2 separate regions of the Homo sapiens genome follow, and region 2 is linked to region 1. The links are chromatin loops, found by intact Hi-C in ENCODE. Cell type or tissue: chondrocyte. All regions are shown on one strand.

What was found. A loop is a pair of places that touch in the nucleus more often than their neighbours do. Peaks named below come from ENCODE experiments on the same cell type or tissue, not always from the same donor. Only the 100,000 strongest peaks of a DNase experiment are listed, where the experiment ranks them.
Region 2: a loop joins it to region 1, with 4 times the contacts of the local background. A loop is called at or near these places in 4 of 110 quality-filtered maps.

What each region holds. Positions count from the first base shown.
Region 1 is chr3:75,431,333-75,439,332 of GRCh38, forward strand. It overlaps LINC02018 (long intergenic non-protein coding RNA 2018), which reads left to right and starts at 3,976. Exons shown (of 3, transcript NR_151705.1): 1 at 3,976-4,081. It also overlaps the pseudogene FAM86DP. RefSeq lists enhancers at 1,546-1,840, 3,240-3,299, 4,010-4,189 and silencers at 3,530-3,939, 4,260-4,689. In chondrocyte, no CTCF peak of the experiment used is centred here; DNase peaks (open chromatin) are centred at 3,979 and 4,319.
Region 2 is chr3:75,576,975-75,584,974 of GRCh38, forward strand. No RefSeq gene overlaps it. Among named protein-coding and RNA genes, the nearest start is that of MIR1324, 50 kb to the right of the region's middle. RefSeq lists a silencer at 3,281-3,490. In chondrocyte, CTCF peaks have their summits at 3,421 (motif pointing left) and 3,668; no DNase peak of the experiment used is centred here.

The sequences.
Region 1 (8,000 bases):
TCAGGGTGACACTCCCACTAAAGCCGAGAGAAGCCAAGTGCAGGATGAGCAAGTTCCAGGCAGTGGGAACAGCCTGTGCAAGCTCTGAGGTGGGCACGGGCTGGCCCTTGGAAAGGAGGGCAGAGGGACTGGTGTAGCAGGAGTGGGGATGGTGGGAAATCAGGAGCCTGGAGGGAGAGGGAGGAGACAGTCCGCAGCTCCTGCTGGCTGGGTGGGATGCAGATTCTGCCCAAGGGCAGCAAAGTACCCCACACAATACACTGGCTCTTCATGCTGGTGTTGGTTTTTCATTTTTTCTGACACAGAGTCTCGCTCTGTTGCCCAGGCTGGAGTGCAGTGGCCCGATCTTGGCTCACCGCAGCCTCCGCCTCCTGGGTTCAGCGATTCTCCTGCCTCAGCCTCCCGAGTAGCTGGGACTATAGGCGTGCACCACCACGCCCAGCTAATTTTTTTATTTTTAGTAGAGATGGGTTTTTACCATGTTGGCTAGGCTGGTGTTGAACTCCTGACCTTAGGTGATCCGTCCACCTCAGCCTCCCAGAGTCCTGGGATTACAGGTGTGAGCCAGTGCACCCAGCCTTGTGCTGGGTTTTAAAGCAGCTCTCCCAACATTTCATGCTTCACCACCTATGAGAGTGAGGCTTAGGGTGAAACTCAGAGCAGGGTGTGAGATAACTTCAGGTATCTCCATGATCGAAGCCCTGACCTACTGTATTGCCCCGAAAGTCTTCCCTGCTGTGTCTGCATCTTTTCCATGTGGATAATCTTGGTTCACCTCTAGCACAGGAATTCTTCACCGGGGCTCCTAGGATGGGCTGGGTGGGTGGGGGTGGAGGATGTCTGTCTCCCCTGAGTTTGTATGGAAAACATATTCTTCTGGTGTACTTCTTTCTGGGAGGGAGTCTATTGCTTTGTCTTTTCAGAAGGGCTCATGGCCCTTCGAAGGTGAAGACCCAGGATGCAGGGTGATCTGCACTTGGCCCTCAAGGCCAAGGTCAGCCTCTAGCTGGGCCGGGTGGTGATCCTGGCTCTCACCTGCATGCAGATGCACTTGAGTCCAAACCCCACCCTGGGCAAAGCAAGGGCCCATTTAGGTCTAGAAGAGACAGGAGTGGGCAGGACAGGCCTCATGAATGCAAAAAAGAAAGTCTCTGAGCATCTACCAAATGCTAGAAGCTGTTTTGTACCTGTCATCTCTGTTTTTGCTGTGGATGGTTTAAAAAACATTCGCTAGATTTCACCCCTCTTGCAGATTTTTGTATATTCTGATGTCTTTGTCTAAGTCTTAGATAGACAACGAAAGTGCAGGAGCTGTCGGAGGTGCTGACACCCACCTGCAGTGCTGACTCAATGGTTTTGTTCTTTGAACAGGGGTGTTTTTAAAGGGTATAAGCACACCTATGGTTCTTCTCTCAGGTCTTCCGGAGAGATTCAGGAGGCAGGGTCATGAGTCCCAGGGACTCTGGGATTCTTACCTTCTGCAAAATATCCCGCAGCAGCTCAGAATCTGATGAGTCTCTTAACTTTGCTTCTAAGCTCTGTGTGGACGGGAGAGAGAGAAATCTCAAGGGCGCATTCACAGGAACATTAAAACACGCAATAGAATGTGTTGGCAAAGCGCTATGTGATCCCTCCCTGGGGACGTGGAGCCAGTTGGAAGTGGAAGCCACAGTGGCTGAAAGCCTGACCTTCAGATGTCGCTGGGTGCAATTGGATGAGTCACAGGAAGAAGACTGACTCTTGGCCGCATTAGTCATGGCTACTTAGCGGCCACCCGGGTCATGGGCCAGCTCCCTGGTTGCACTGGTCAGCCAGGAATTACCAGGGCAGCCATGGCAACAAGGTTTGATGGGCTTGCCATCTGAGTTTAAGTAGAAATGCAGAATGTGCTCATACCAGCCTGGGTTACATTGTCCTCTTACAGGGGCCTCAAGCCCAGCAGCAAGCTTTGGCTCCTGAGTTAGGCAAACTGTCTCGGCTGGTATGTGACCCACGGCAAGGCACTTCATTGCTTCAGAGCTCCTTCCATGCCATAAAAGGCCCTACAAGACCTGGTCCTAATCCCTCTCTCTGGCCTGTTCTCCCTCACCCCTGGCCCACCCTGCTCACTCCACTCCAGCCACACTGGCTGCCTTGCTGTTTTTCCTCAACCATAGCTGGCTTGTTTCCACCACAGGGCCTTTGCATATCCTGTTCCCCAAGCCCTTCCCATGGCTGGCTGCCTCACCACTCAGGCCCCAGTTCAAATACCACCTCTTTGGGGAAGGCTTCCCTGATTCCCCGACCTTGGTGACTCTTCTCCCCAGTTGCTCCATTCACCATTTCCCTGTTTTATTGGCTTTAAAGCCACTCTCATCTGGTCTTTTCTTGTTTATTCATTTATTTGTTTATTCTCTGGCTCTCCCATGCAAGCAGAGCCTCATCTATCATGGGTACTGCTGATCCATGGTGCCTGGCTCATGGAAGGCATTTATTAAACATTTTGTGACTGAATAAAAACACCAGCTAACACCGACATGCATTTACCATGAGCCAGGCACTGATCCACAGGCTTTTGTACTCAACGCTGACAACAACCCTAAGAGGTAGGTATCATTATATCCCCCATTTTATTAATAAGAAAACAATAGCACAGAGAGATGCAGTCACTTGCCCAAGGTCACACAGGGCCAGGGGTTGGGCCAGGATTCGAAGCAGGCAGGCTGTCTCCTGGGTCTGAACTCTCAACTACTTCACCCTAATCAAACAATCTCTCTGGTCAAAAGTGAGTGATAATAATAGTACCCACCTCGTCAGTGTTGAGGGTGAGCCGAAGTTAGCATTCAGTGTGGGCATGTGAACAACTATAGTCAATATTGAATGGAGACCTATGATGCTTTTATGAAGGTTTCTATTTTGGGTTAAAAATGCACAAATTTCTCCTGACTAAAATTGATCTCTGAGTGCTAAATATTTTATGTCAATGGAATAACGCAAATGATTAAGCAACACCCCATAAAATGGGGCAGACCCAGGGAGGAATATATATCCGAACTGACTCATCCCAGTGAGCTCACTGCACATGAATTACAAATGGAGAGGGGTGCATTAAGCCCCTCTGCTGGCAGAAGGGAGGCTGCTGCCTGCCAGGCGCCTGTGCTGAGAATGGCAGGTCCCCAGGGAGAGGAGAGGCCACCCCCTTCTCTGTCTCTTCCATCACAGGCGTGAAAGCCTCAGCGCATGATCCGATTCTGTGCAGTGCTCGACATACAGATGAGAACACTGAGGCACGAGGGACAGCCTGTGACCTGGTCACCGTGCTCAGGATGAAGTGGTTACCCGCGGGCCTGAGGGCGCTGACTTTTTAGAATGGGCGAGGGCAGCTGTGTCCCAGTGACCAGAACGATTACTACCTTTAAAAAGTCGTGAAAATGATCGTGAACTGTACCCCACACCGAGCACGCGTCTGCCCCCCCAAGGCGGTGGAGACGCCCTCATCTTCCGCCGCCAGCTCGCGGGGCAGGAGGGGTGCGAGCGACTCTGGCCAGGCCCCAGGGACGGGGACCGGGTCTCGCGGCCCTGACCGGGGAGAGCCCAGGAACTCACGTGGCAGGAGCGCCGGGGGTTTCAGCACGGAGACCCATCCCGTCTGCCCCTGGACTCCCGCGAGCCCCGCGGGCCTCTCCGCTCGCCCGCCGCCCCCCTGCCAGGGGAAGGAGCGCAGCGTGCGCGCCGCCAGGAAGCGGCGCTCGAAACTCTGCAGCAAGAGTTCGGTCCCCGCATTCTCCTCGGGCGCCATGACGTGGGCGGGGCCGCAGCGTTGCCGGGAGACCGGGCGGAAGCCGGGCCTGGACTGAAGAGGGGGTGGGCCCAGGGCAGTGCGCGGCGGCAGAGAGGGGGCGGGGCCTGGGGGTAGGGTCAGGAGGAGCGTCCTGGGGGCGGGCTGTAGGGCGGGGCCAGGATGAGCGTTAGGAGGGCGAGGCCTGGGGTAGGGCCAGGATAAGCGTCGTTGGGGCAGGTCCTGGGTAGAGTCCAGGTTGGCGGGTCCTGGGGCGGAGTCAGGATAGGGCGATCCTGGAAGCTGGGCTTCAGAAGCGTCCAGGTTGGTGGCGTCCTGGAGGCGGTGCCTTGCGTGTGGGCAGGATAAGAGTCCTGGAGGCGAGCATTAGAGCGGGGATAAACGCCATTGGGTTCAGGAGGCGGGACTCAGAGCAGAGCCCAGGAGACAGGTCTTAGGGTGGGGCTAAGGCCAGACCCAGAGAAGGGCTCAGGAGGCGGGGCCGGGGCGGGGGGTTGACTATGTCGTAGCACATGGCCAGGCGGTGCGCGGACTCTGGGAGGCAGAGCTTTGGACGGGCCGACGTGGGGAGGGGCCCAGGGTCCAGGAGGCGGGGCCGAGTCCGGGCTGCCAGCTGCGCTCAGGAGGCGGGCCCTGGGAGGCGGAGCTTAGGGAGGGGCCGGTGTCGGGAGGGACCCAGGGACTGGGAGGCCGGTCGGGGCTGGGCTCAGGGGCCGAGACCTAGCTGGGCTTGGGGCGGGGCCGAGACGGAGCGAGGGATCCAGGGTGTGGGAAACGGGGAGGGGTTTGAGGAGGGGATCGGAATGTGGCTCAAGTTGGGAGGCGTTACCTGCGGAGGGTTTGAGGCACGCCCAGGAGCGAGCCCACGGTCGGCCGACGCGGGGCCAGGGGCGGGCCCCAGGATCCGGAGCTTCGGGCGGGGCCGAGTCTGGGTTTGGGGCCCGGGAGGCGGGGCCAGTTAGGGCGAGGGTCCCTGGGATCGTCGGGTCAGGCCTTGGGCTAACGTAGACACTCTCGCAGTACCTCCGCCTTCAGGAAGGTCTTTTTAGCAGGGGCCTTACAGGTGCACGCTTCGGTCCTGGAGGCCTTATCCTAACCTCTCCATCAGCGCCACCCGTCTGGGGCCCGAAAGGAGGGAGCTTTCCCTCTGTCCTCCAGCCTTTGGACTGTCTCCAAACAAGCCATTCGTTCACCAAATACTTATTAAGCACCTACCATGTGCCTGACAAGGGAGATGTAACGGTGAGAAAGACTAGGTGTGGTCTGGGCCCTCCAGAGGCTCAGGGGCTCGTGGAAGAAGTGGACATTGAAGTACTTATCACACAAATGAGTATAAAAGTACAATAGCGATATCTGCCACAAAGATGAGCAGACAGAGCTAGCGGGGCTTGCAGGAGGAGTTTTGATCTTGCAGGGACAGGAAAGAGGAGTTAGCTCCTGCGGGGTGGGATGGGGGGGTGGTGGTGATATAGACGTGGGGACAGAGTGGAAAACAACAAAAATATAATTATTTTAGTTCAAAGTTATTGTGTCTTGAGTTGAAAGGCAGGGCAGTTAGCAACACAGTTCAGATTTCAGTACTGCCCCCGAAATCTGAACTGTGTTCAAAGTCTAAAACGTTTACCTTAGCAAATTCCTCATAAAACTCCATTTGGAAGAGTCTCGAGAGCTAATTTGTTAAGTATACTTGCAAAAGGTAGATGAGGAGACAGATAAAATCTTATTACCTCTTTCAGATGAGAGGCACTTGAGCCCTGCTCAGCTATGAGAATAAGAGAGGGGAATTAATTCGAATTGAATACACTTGTTCTCTTATAGCTGTTGTTCCCCACCAGAACCAAATGAGCGCAAGATCTGACAAAGAAAAAAAAGGTTCATCTTTTATTCCCCCAAACACTTTCATTTAAATCAAGAGGATGGGATGTGGTTATTGCTGTGTTTTTAGACAGAATCAACGGTTTCTGTGTCTGAGATGTTGCATACACCCTCTCAGTCCCTCTATCCTGAGATGGAGTCACCTGAGGATCCACAGCAAGTCCTAACCAGGGATGGGTCTGGGTGATTAAGGAAGGTTGGCTTCAGAACTGGGCCAGGGGCACTGCTTTGCTTTTGCTGTTTTGATCAGCTCTCTGCCTGCAGGAGACAAGGAAAACCAATGGGAACAGGTTAGCTATACTCATAAATCTTGGGCTTATTTTATTAACTCACATAATAGCTATTAATTGTCTTTCCTCCAAGGAGCAAAAGGGCATATACGGTCAATGCCATAGTAAGTAACACTGTATTATGTTATACTAAAATATTAATAAATCTAGGTTGGTTCAGTCTTTCCTGAGTCCATAGATTGGAAGCAGATTGAGGAAGGACGCTAGTGGACCACAGAGCTGAGCCATGCACACAGAAGAAATCTTTTTTTCTTTTTTTTTTTGGAGACGGAGTTTTGCTCTCTTGTTGCCCAGGCTGGAGTGCAATGGTGCGACCTCGGCTCACTGCAACCTCCACCTCCCAGGTTCAAGCGATTCTCCTGCCTCAGCCTCCCGAGTAGCTGGGATTACAGGCATAAGCCACCCTGCCGGGACATTTTTGTATTTTCAGTAGAGACAGGGTTTGAACACGTTGGCCAGGCTGGTCTCAAATTCCTGACCTCAGGTTATCCACCTGCCTCGGCCTCCCAAAGTGCTGGGATTACAGGCGTGAGCCACCGCGCCTGGCCAGAAGAAATCTTTATCTTGGTGTGCAGTCTCTGGTGAGGGACAAATGTCATCTCTCTTGGATCTGAATCTGGAAGGATAAAGGCACTGAAGGGATTTTTTTGTTTCAGGCAGTCTCCTTCTGTTGCCAGGCTGGAGTGCAGTGGCACGATCTCAGCTCACTGCAACCTCTGTCTCCCGGGCTCAAGCGATTCTCCTGCCTCAGCCTCTCGGGTAGCTGGGACTACAGGCACGCGTCACCATGCCCAGCTAATTTTTGTATTTTTAGTAGAGACAGGGTTTTACCATGTTGGCCAGTATGGTCTCAATCTCTTGACATCATGATCCACCTGTCTTGGCCTCCCAAAGGGCTGGGATTACAGGCATGAGCCACCATTCCCGGCCTCACTGAAGGGATTTTTTTAATGTCACGTGGCTCTCACAGGTGCTGTGTGTTCGGGTGCAAGTGAAGATTACGACTGATGCTTAAAAACAAACGTAAAATTCCAGGTGGTGTTGCTATGGGGAGCAGCATTAGGACAATCTGAGTGGTTTCAGTTGCAAGAGTGTGCGTGTACGTGCAAGAACTACAGTCAAGATTCAACTTCTGGCTTTCAGGGTCTCTTTAATAATAGTAATAACAACCTAAGGCAGTTTAACAGTATGGAATGGTTGCCTTTTAGAAGTTAAGCTATGGGCATGGAAGTTTCAATCAGTACATTGAAGTTTTTCTTTTATCTCTCCTATGGTTAATGGTTTCTGTAGAAAAGGACCAGTTGATTTCTTTCTAAAACGTTGCTTCAGGGTGTAGAGACCTTTATAGGTCATGTTTCAACTTACAGAAAATTTTTATAGTTCAAATATAAATTACGTTCAATGTGGGCTTTGTAATAGAATTTAAGGTTAAGTAAAGTTTCCACTTTCCTTAGGCTGTTTGCAGTGCCCAGCAGGCCCCATGATATCGAGATGGAAGTTATGTTAAAGGAGGAGATTGGTCAGGGATGGGCAGAATAAGGAATATGGGCAGCTCAGGCTAATGATACAATGATTGAGATGTAGAAAGAAGGCCAGGCACGGGATAATGTCTGTAATCCCAGTGCCTTGGGAGGCCAAGGCAAGAGAATCGCTTGAGGTCAGACCAGCCTGGTCAAGAGAGTGAGACCTAACCTGTACAAAAAAAAAAAAAAAAAATTAGTTGGGCATGATGGTGTGCGCCTGTAGTCTCAGCCACTTGGAAGGCTGAGGTCAGGGGATCCCTTGAGCCCAGGAGTTTGAGGCTGCAGTGAGCTATAATCACATAACTGTACTCCAGCCTGGGTGACAGGGTGAGGCCCTGATTCAAAAAAAAAAAAAAAAAAAAAATGGGTCAGGGAAAAAGTTGGAAATCTTAATCCTCGGTACCCAGGAATGTGACCTTATTTGGAAATAGGGTCTTTCTAGATGTAATCAAGTAACGATGAGTCATCCTGGATTGGGGGCTGCTAGTGAGGGGGCAGATGCAATGACTGGTGTCCTTATAAAAGAAGAGAATG
Region 2 (8,000 bases), 150 kb after region 1:
AATAAAGGCTTGGGAAGGGCCAGGTTTTCTAGGCCTTTTCAATGGGGTGGGTGTTTGTGGATACACAAGAAGCCTGTGAAACTTCTGATATTGGCAGGAAATCAACACCCCCCACCCTCCACACTCCACCCCCCCCCACCTCCCCACCATAAACACATGCCCTGCAGCAGGACTTGGCACTCAGGGGCTCCTGGGGGCCTGATTTACCTGTTAAAACATCCTCTAGCCACCAGCGAATAAAGCAACCCCTTGCCACCCAACCACAAGATCACAGCCTGGGAGCCACTCCAAGGGACATCCAGTCACATTAAAACCTCAGCCATCCAGAGCACCAGGCCTGGGGATGAGAAAGAACATTTTATCCTTAAAAGCATCTGAATGCCCATGCTGCTTCTTGCAAAGAAAAGTCCAAAATAATCTATTAAAGAACGAGGATGGTTTCGACATTTTTACCAAGTTAATGGTCTACGCAGAAAAATCTCATAAAAGGGCACTCTGTTCTTCTTGATCCACTCAGACATGGCCTGTGAGTGAAGAAACAGGCTCTCCTCCTCAAAGAAACGGCTGCTGATCCTCACACCAGCCTGACACTGCTTCATGGGTTCTTCAAAGAGAGTATTCCCATAGAAACTAAAAGGGAAGAGGAATGTGTCTGGCGGGCATTGTGGGCAGCAGTGGGCTTTGGGCCAAATTTTAAATTTGAAAATCAAGATTCCCTCTTTTCGAGCGGCTGCTGGACGAGCAGATACAGACACCGTGAAAAGAGGGTGCCATATTCAGATTCAGGAAACAAGGATGGTTTCTGTTCAGTTCCTGCATCATCCTTCAGGTCATGCGATTCCCATTTCCCTCTGTGGACCAAGAAATTCAGTGGGGTTTCTGCCTTTTAAATATTTCATTATCAATATGTCATTCTTTCAGCCTCCAGAAAGCATTTTAACATGGAGATTCTGGCTTAAGACACTTGTGGGTCTGTCTCTCTCTCTCTCTCTTTTCCTTGAAACAGGGTCTCACTTTGCCACTTAGGCTGGAGTGCAGTGGCATGATCACAGCTCACTGCAGCTGGACCTTCCAGGCTCTAGCAATCCTCCCACCTCAGCCTCCCAAGTACTTGGGATTACAGGCACACACCACCATACCTGGCTTTTTTTTTTTTTTTTTTTTTTTTTGGTAGATATGAGGCTTCACCACGTTGCCCAGGCTGGTCTTAAACTCCTGGGCTCTCAAAGTTCTGGGATTATTGGCTTGAGCCACCACACCCAGCCAAGAACCTTGTCTCTTGTGATGCACCCCAGAACAAAACTTCACTGCAAAAACAAACCAAGGCATGAGTTTCAGTCCTAAGTCCCATTTATCCACCATACACTATGTGCCAGGCACAATGCTAAGTGCTTCTATGGACGAGCTTCCCTTAATCTCATCAGTAACAAACCCAGGCAATGGGGCCTGTTGACCGATCCATCTGCCACTGAAGACAGTAAGGCTCAGAGAGGGTAAGTGGCTTGTGCCATGTCAGCCAGCTAAGGAGGGGCAGAACCGGGATGCAAACCCCAGCCGCCTGGTTCCAGACTCGCGTTCCCAAGGTCCCACTACACTTGGTCACTCCACTGCATTCTGGTATCCTGGTCTTTGGCAGTGTCCACGTAAAAGAGGGAGGTAGAGAGAGTGAGAGGGACTTCAGGCAATAAAGTTTTCCAGCGTTACACTGCCACCGTAATTGTGTCCCCGACCAGGACCTCTCCCTTCTCATCCTTTCCGTGATCGGCCCTGGAAAACCTTCCAGAGAACTGTCCTCCTTCTCCCGGGATCTCAGAGAAAATTCACCTGAGTTCAGTGTCCAGGTGACCCAAGCTCTGAATGCAGTAAAGTGCACGGGGAGATGAGGATGTCACCATGAGCAAGCCTCCCAGAGAGCATCCAGGGGCAACCCCAAGACTGGGCAGCGGGGGCTCTGATGCAGCCCATGGCGAAGAGGGCTGCCCGTGCTGCTTCAATGGGTTCAGAATGAAGGCCGCCCTCTCTCCCATGTGGGGCTCATTAACCACGAATCAAATTATTAAGACGAGCTCAGCTGAGCAAATGGTCAAACATAAAAACATGTGGAAGGAACAAAGAGGTCAATCCCATTATCCATCAAAAACCATCAAGGTGGCGGCCCTCACTGAGGGGTACAGCTCTCCAGTGGGCCCTCATCTGCCCTCCAAACCCACGTGCCTCCCACTGGAAGGCCAGCAAAGCCACACAGGAAGAGTTGGGGTAGGAAAGCAGAAAGTGAACCCCAGGAGGACAGGCTGACCACAGAGCCCCATCGCACACACACAGGCCCGGTGACTCAGGGGCCCACGTGTGCAAGACACCGGGAGCTCACAGGGACAGCGCCCCGGGGGATGCAAGGAACTTTGCCTCTCTGTCCCTCTCTGTAGGGATGGAAAGAGGAGAGCGATTTTTGGGATGGAAGCCATCTGCCTCCTCTCAACTCTCGCTGCTCAACAAGAAAGGGAAGAAAAACAGGAAGATGCGGGGCAGGTGAGGAGCTGGGTGAGCGCCGCCAGCCCGCAGCCCAGCAGAGCAGGGCTTGGCCAAGCCTGGCGCCAGGGACTTTCCCCCTACCCCCACCACAAGCCCCTCGCCAGGTGAGAGGCACCGACAGAGTCCCAGACAGATGACCCAGACAGGATGCCCAGAGCAACCCCCGCCCCTTCCCCTGCTGGGGGCCCCCAGGACGCGGGGCTCCCCCTCCCCTTTTGGCTAGCCGCAGAGTCCAGCTGGTCTCCCGGCCAGGGACGTCGTGGGAGAATCAGGAAGTCGAAGCCACACAGCCGAGAAGGGACAGCTGACATCTCGGAGGCCGTCACGAGCTGTCACTCCGCGCCCGCCGGAGTTGCCGCTCAGTTACCAACTTCAACCCGGGGCCGGCCACGGAGCCTCCCGCCGCCCCTACCCCGCGTCCCCAGCACCCCCGCGCCCCCGGCACCCCCGGACCCCTGCGCCCGCGTCACTTACTCCTCTGCCGTCGCCACCTGTCTGGGTGCCGGTCTCCTCCCTGCCCGGCCGCGGCGCGTCCTCTCCGTCCTCGCAGTCCTCGGGCTGTGCCCTTCCCCCCTCCCTCCAGCAACAGCCGCAGCCTCTTCTCCTCGGGAGGGACGTCGTCCTCCTCCCTCCTGGGCCGGCCATCCCTGCCTCGGGTCTTGCCAGTGGCTTCGGAGCTGCCGGAAGGACTGGCCATGGCTCCGGGGGCTCTGCCTGCACTTGGGGAAGAGGAAGGACCCGGCGCGAGCGGCCTCTCGGCTGAGCTGGGGCATCTGAGCGCGGGCTCGGTGGGTCCGCGCGGCGCGGAGCTGGGCATCGGGGCCGGCGCGGGCTCCTCCGCGGGCCGCTCCTGGCTCTCTGGCGCCCTCTGCTGGCCGCTCGCGCGCACCGCGGACACGCCGTGCCAGGGCCTGCGCCGCGCTCACCTGCCCGGCCTAGGCGGTCGCTGTCCCCTGCCCGTGGCCAGGCCCGCTCCGGCCAAGCCTTGCACCTCCTCCCCGCCCCAGCCAGGTTGCACCCCGATGGTCTCCCTGCCCAAGGAGGAGAGAGGAGAAGGGACGCCCCGAGAGGGTGGACATCGGCCACAGCCACCTTGTCTTTGCTCTTACCCTGTGTCTTGCATGGTTTGGAGGTGGTGGGAAAACCGAGGCTGCTCAAAACTCGTGGAGAATTCCGCCTGCAGGATGACATGAATGCACCTTCGCATTGCCTACCAACAGACCTTTTTTGAGCATCTCTGTGGACCAGGAGTGGTGATGGGGGAGGGGATATTGTGGTGAACATGACAGGCATTGCCTTCACCCAGTGGGGCTCAGCGCTGGGTGAGAAGGCATTGAGAATGGACATTGTCAATTGGGCAAAAGGAGGCCAAGGAGAAGTGCTGGGTGCATGGGAACTGAAAAAGACAGGAGGCTCAGCAGGTCTTGGAGCTGGGAGAGGGACAGCAGCAGCGGCTGTTCCAAAGGAAGCAACAGCTGAGAGAGATCTCAGAGAGTTGTTCTCAGCCCAGTGGAGCATGTTCTTCGGGCAGAGGGAACAGCGTGTGCAAAAGCCCAGAGGCTGGGAAAGAAGCAGAAAGAGGACTGTGGGGCTGGAGCGTGGTGGGCAAGGGGAGAGAGGTGTGGTGGGCAGACAGATTGCCTGGGACCCAGCCGTGCAGGGACAGAGGAGATAGGGGATCCTTGCAGGCCCCCAGCCAGGGCTCAGGCACAGAGACAATGCAGGTGGGCAAAGGGAGGAGATGTGGGGAAATATTTTGGAGGCATGCCCTGATGAATGAGCCCAGGATGCACCCTTAGTGTCAGTGTGGAGCTCCTTCCTTGGCTGTGTGATGAGCTTCACCCGGGGGTATTTTCTGGACATTGAGGTGCTACACCCAGAGTCCAGGACAGGCTAAGTGAGCACCAGCAGCTCCTGGCCTACCTCAAAAGCAGGAGAGACAGGGGAGACTGGGGAGGCCGGGAGGAAGGGGAATCCAGGAAGGCAGGAGAGGCCATGGAAGCAGAGGAGGCCAGGGAGGCAGTGGAGGCAGGAGAGGCTGGGGAGGCTGTGTCCTTTCCATGATTCTGCCCAGGATCCTAGGCCCCTGTACTCCCTGAGCTTCCCCACCCCCAGCACTGGAACCATGTTGCACAATGGTCTCTCCACTAAGATCCTGATGGCGGCCCCTATCCTGCTGTGCTCCCTATTTCAACCCTAACAGCTCTCACAGTGGGCAGCACATAGTAGGTGCTCAGGAAACACTGGTGGGAGAGCACATGGGTCTGCTTAGCACCTTCCTCTCTCCTCCAGCTCTCCCCTGTCATGAAATAATTCTGATAACGACACATGGCCTTTGAGACCCTCTTCTATTACTTTCCATATGCTAATCCATCTATACCTCACAGCAGCCCTGGGGGTGGGTGCTATTACGATGCCCATTTTACAGAGGAGGAGACTGACGTATAAAGAGGGTAAGTGACATAGGCACACTACAGGGGCCGGGGCCAAGTGATTGCAGCACTCAATCCCCAAAGGCAAGGTGGATGCAGTTACCATAAAAGACAGCAGAGTCAAAGCTGCAACCAGAATAGCCTGACTCGCAGAGACCTATGGTGCCAGCTGATTGTGGCATTCCTAGAAGTGAAATAGATAAGAAGCCTGCCACATTTTTACTTGATCTGTGTTTGCAGAAGAGTTCTAGGTCAGGTGAGTAGAAGTCTAATCTGAATCATAGAGTCACAGTCCCCAGTCAATTCCCAGAAATAAGCCAGTTCACAGACCCAGAGTCCCGTGTCCGAATGGGAAGCCAGGTCCCCTCCAGAAAGGACTCTGCTCCACTGCCAAAAATTTATACTGTCAATTTTTCTCCCAGCCTGCCCCCAAAGGAATACACAGCCTTTTACCAGGCTGACTGAACAGGGGAAAAGGAACTAATGAGATCTGTGCAGGATCACTGGACACAGGCTGTGAACTGGCACTAGGGCGAGACTAGGGTCTACTAGTCAGAATAGGCATTTTGGAGGTCAGGTGAATATTAGTGCAAGTTCATGTCATGATAGATCCATTGGGTCCCCAAATCCATTCTCTGGTTATATACAAAGGGGCCATGCTGAGATTCAAATTCAGGGCATCCAACATAGAGGCTGTGCTCGTACTCATGAAACATTCTGACACTAGTAACCTATTTAAAAATGCAAACACCTCCTGGGGCTAGCCAGAGTCCTCCAAACAGTCATGTAAATTGGTTCTGTCAAGGATTTCCTCCTACCCCCTGCTGAGAGCCAGTTGCAAGGAGAGACTAGGGAAGGGCATTGGGTAACTTTGTTGCTAAAAGCTGTTTTGGATAAAGACGTTTGGGAAAAGAAGCAAATAGAGTTCAGCAGAAGATGTAAGAAAGTAAGTTTATGTTTGGCCAGGCACGGTGGCTCACACCTGTAATCCCAGGACTTTGGGAGGCCGAGGTGGGCAGATCACGAGGTCAAGAGATCGGACCATCCTGGCCAACATGGTGAAGCCCCATCTCTACTAAAAATTCAAAAATTAGCTGGCCATGATGGCACACGCCTGTAGTCCCAGCTACTCGGGAGCCTGAGGCAGGAGAATCACTTGAACCCAGGAGGCAGAGGTTGCAGTGGGCCGAGATCATGCCACTGCATTCCAACCCGGCAACAGAACAAGACTCCGTCTCATAAAACAAACCAAAACAAACAAAAAAAAAGGAAGCTTATTTTTAAGCCTGAACAAGTGTAGTGGTTTAGGCGTTCTGCAAATACGGCCCCAATCAGGCTACAAGATGTTGTGGCAGGAACACTTACACCCAGTCACTTCTGGCCGCCTGAGCCACTTTTCAAAACACACTTGCACAGCTGTGCAGAGCGGCTGGATCCACTGGCAGCCGGCAGAGCCATAACTCACACTGTCACCACTCCCCTCAAACCCTTTCAGTAAGCACTTTATTTATTTTTTTTGAGACGGAGTCTTGCTCTGTCATCCAGGCTGGAGTGCAGTGGCGCAATCTCAGCTCACTGCAAGCTCCGCCTCCCAGGTTCATGCCGTTCTCCTGCCTCAGCCTCCCAAGTAGCTGGGACTACAGGTGTCCACCACCATGCCTGGCTAATGTTTTGTATTTTTAGTAGAGACGGGGTTTCACCGTGTTAGCCAGGAGGGTCTCGATTTCCTGACCTTGTGATCCGCCTGCCTCAGCCTCCCAAAGTGCTGGGATTACAGGCTTCAGCCACCGCGCCCCTCCTGGTAAGCACTTTTAATCAATGCAACAGGAATGAACATTTGCTGCAGAGCGGCAATGTGCAGGGAGGAACATTGTTCCACTCAGGCTCAGAAAGCAAAACCTCCTGGCTGTTTGCATCTATGCGAGAGCTCACAGGAAAAGCCCTCTGTGTGGCTGCCAGCCTCACACACTCCCCCCAAGGGATGAGTTTCTCTTTCCATGTTAATCTATGCCCTGACGTGCCATCTGTCAACCACCACACCATTCTCAGTTGACATTTCAAAGCATCTTTGCCCTGTGAATAGTCACCAGCCCTGCCCTGCAAGCCCCCAGGTGACATTGAACTTAAATGAGAGAGAAAACAGGTTTCGGGGTGGATTTCAGTTCAGCATCTTGGATTCTCTGTGTGGACATGAAATCTGTCTCCCCAGCTGTGGGCTGCATCCTTGTTTGTCATCTGGTTTGGTTCTTGGGGACTTGGAAACACGTGGGCAGCTTTGCAATTTGTCAAGAAACTGCACAGCCCTTCCAACAAAAGCAAGCAATAGGAACAGAAGCCCAAGGCTTCAGATCAAGGTGCTACTTAAAGCAGCCTCAGTGTAAAAGCAAACAGGAGTCAGAGGGATGCTTAAGGCAGAGTCTAGTCCCCAGGGCAGCTATAAGGCAAAGAGAAAGAGAGAGAGATAAACAGAGACAGAGACAGAGACAGAAAGACAGAGAGAGATGGGAGGAGACATGAGGCACCCAGGCCTCTGCATCAAAATCCCTACAAGAGGGGCTTCCTAAAAATGCAGGAGGCTGAGGTGGGCGCACACAGAAGTTCAAGACTAGGCTGGGCAACATAGCAAGACCCTGTCTTTACAAAAAATACAAAAATCAGCCAGGTGTGGTGGTGTATGCCTGTGGTCCCAGCTACCCAGGAGGCTGAGGTGGGAGGATGGCTTGAGCCCAGGAGGTAGAGGCTGCAGTGAACCGAGATAGCACCACTGCACTCCAGCCTGGGCAATAGAGTGAGACTTCATCTCAAAAAAATTTTAAAAAATCTTTAAAAAGGATCACCCTGGCTACTTGAATGGATGATAAGAAGGTAAGAAGAGCAGAAGCAAGGAGACCAGCAATGAGATTCTGCAGGTGAGAGTCCACAGTGGCTCAGACCAGGCTGGCGCTGAAGACCGGCTGGATTCTGTATATATTTTGATAATGAAGCAACTCATTGACTCTTGAAGAGTGGGCTCTAGGAGAATGTATTTTTAACAAGCTC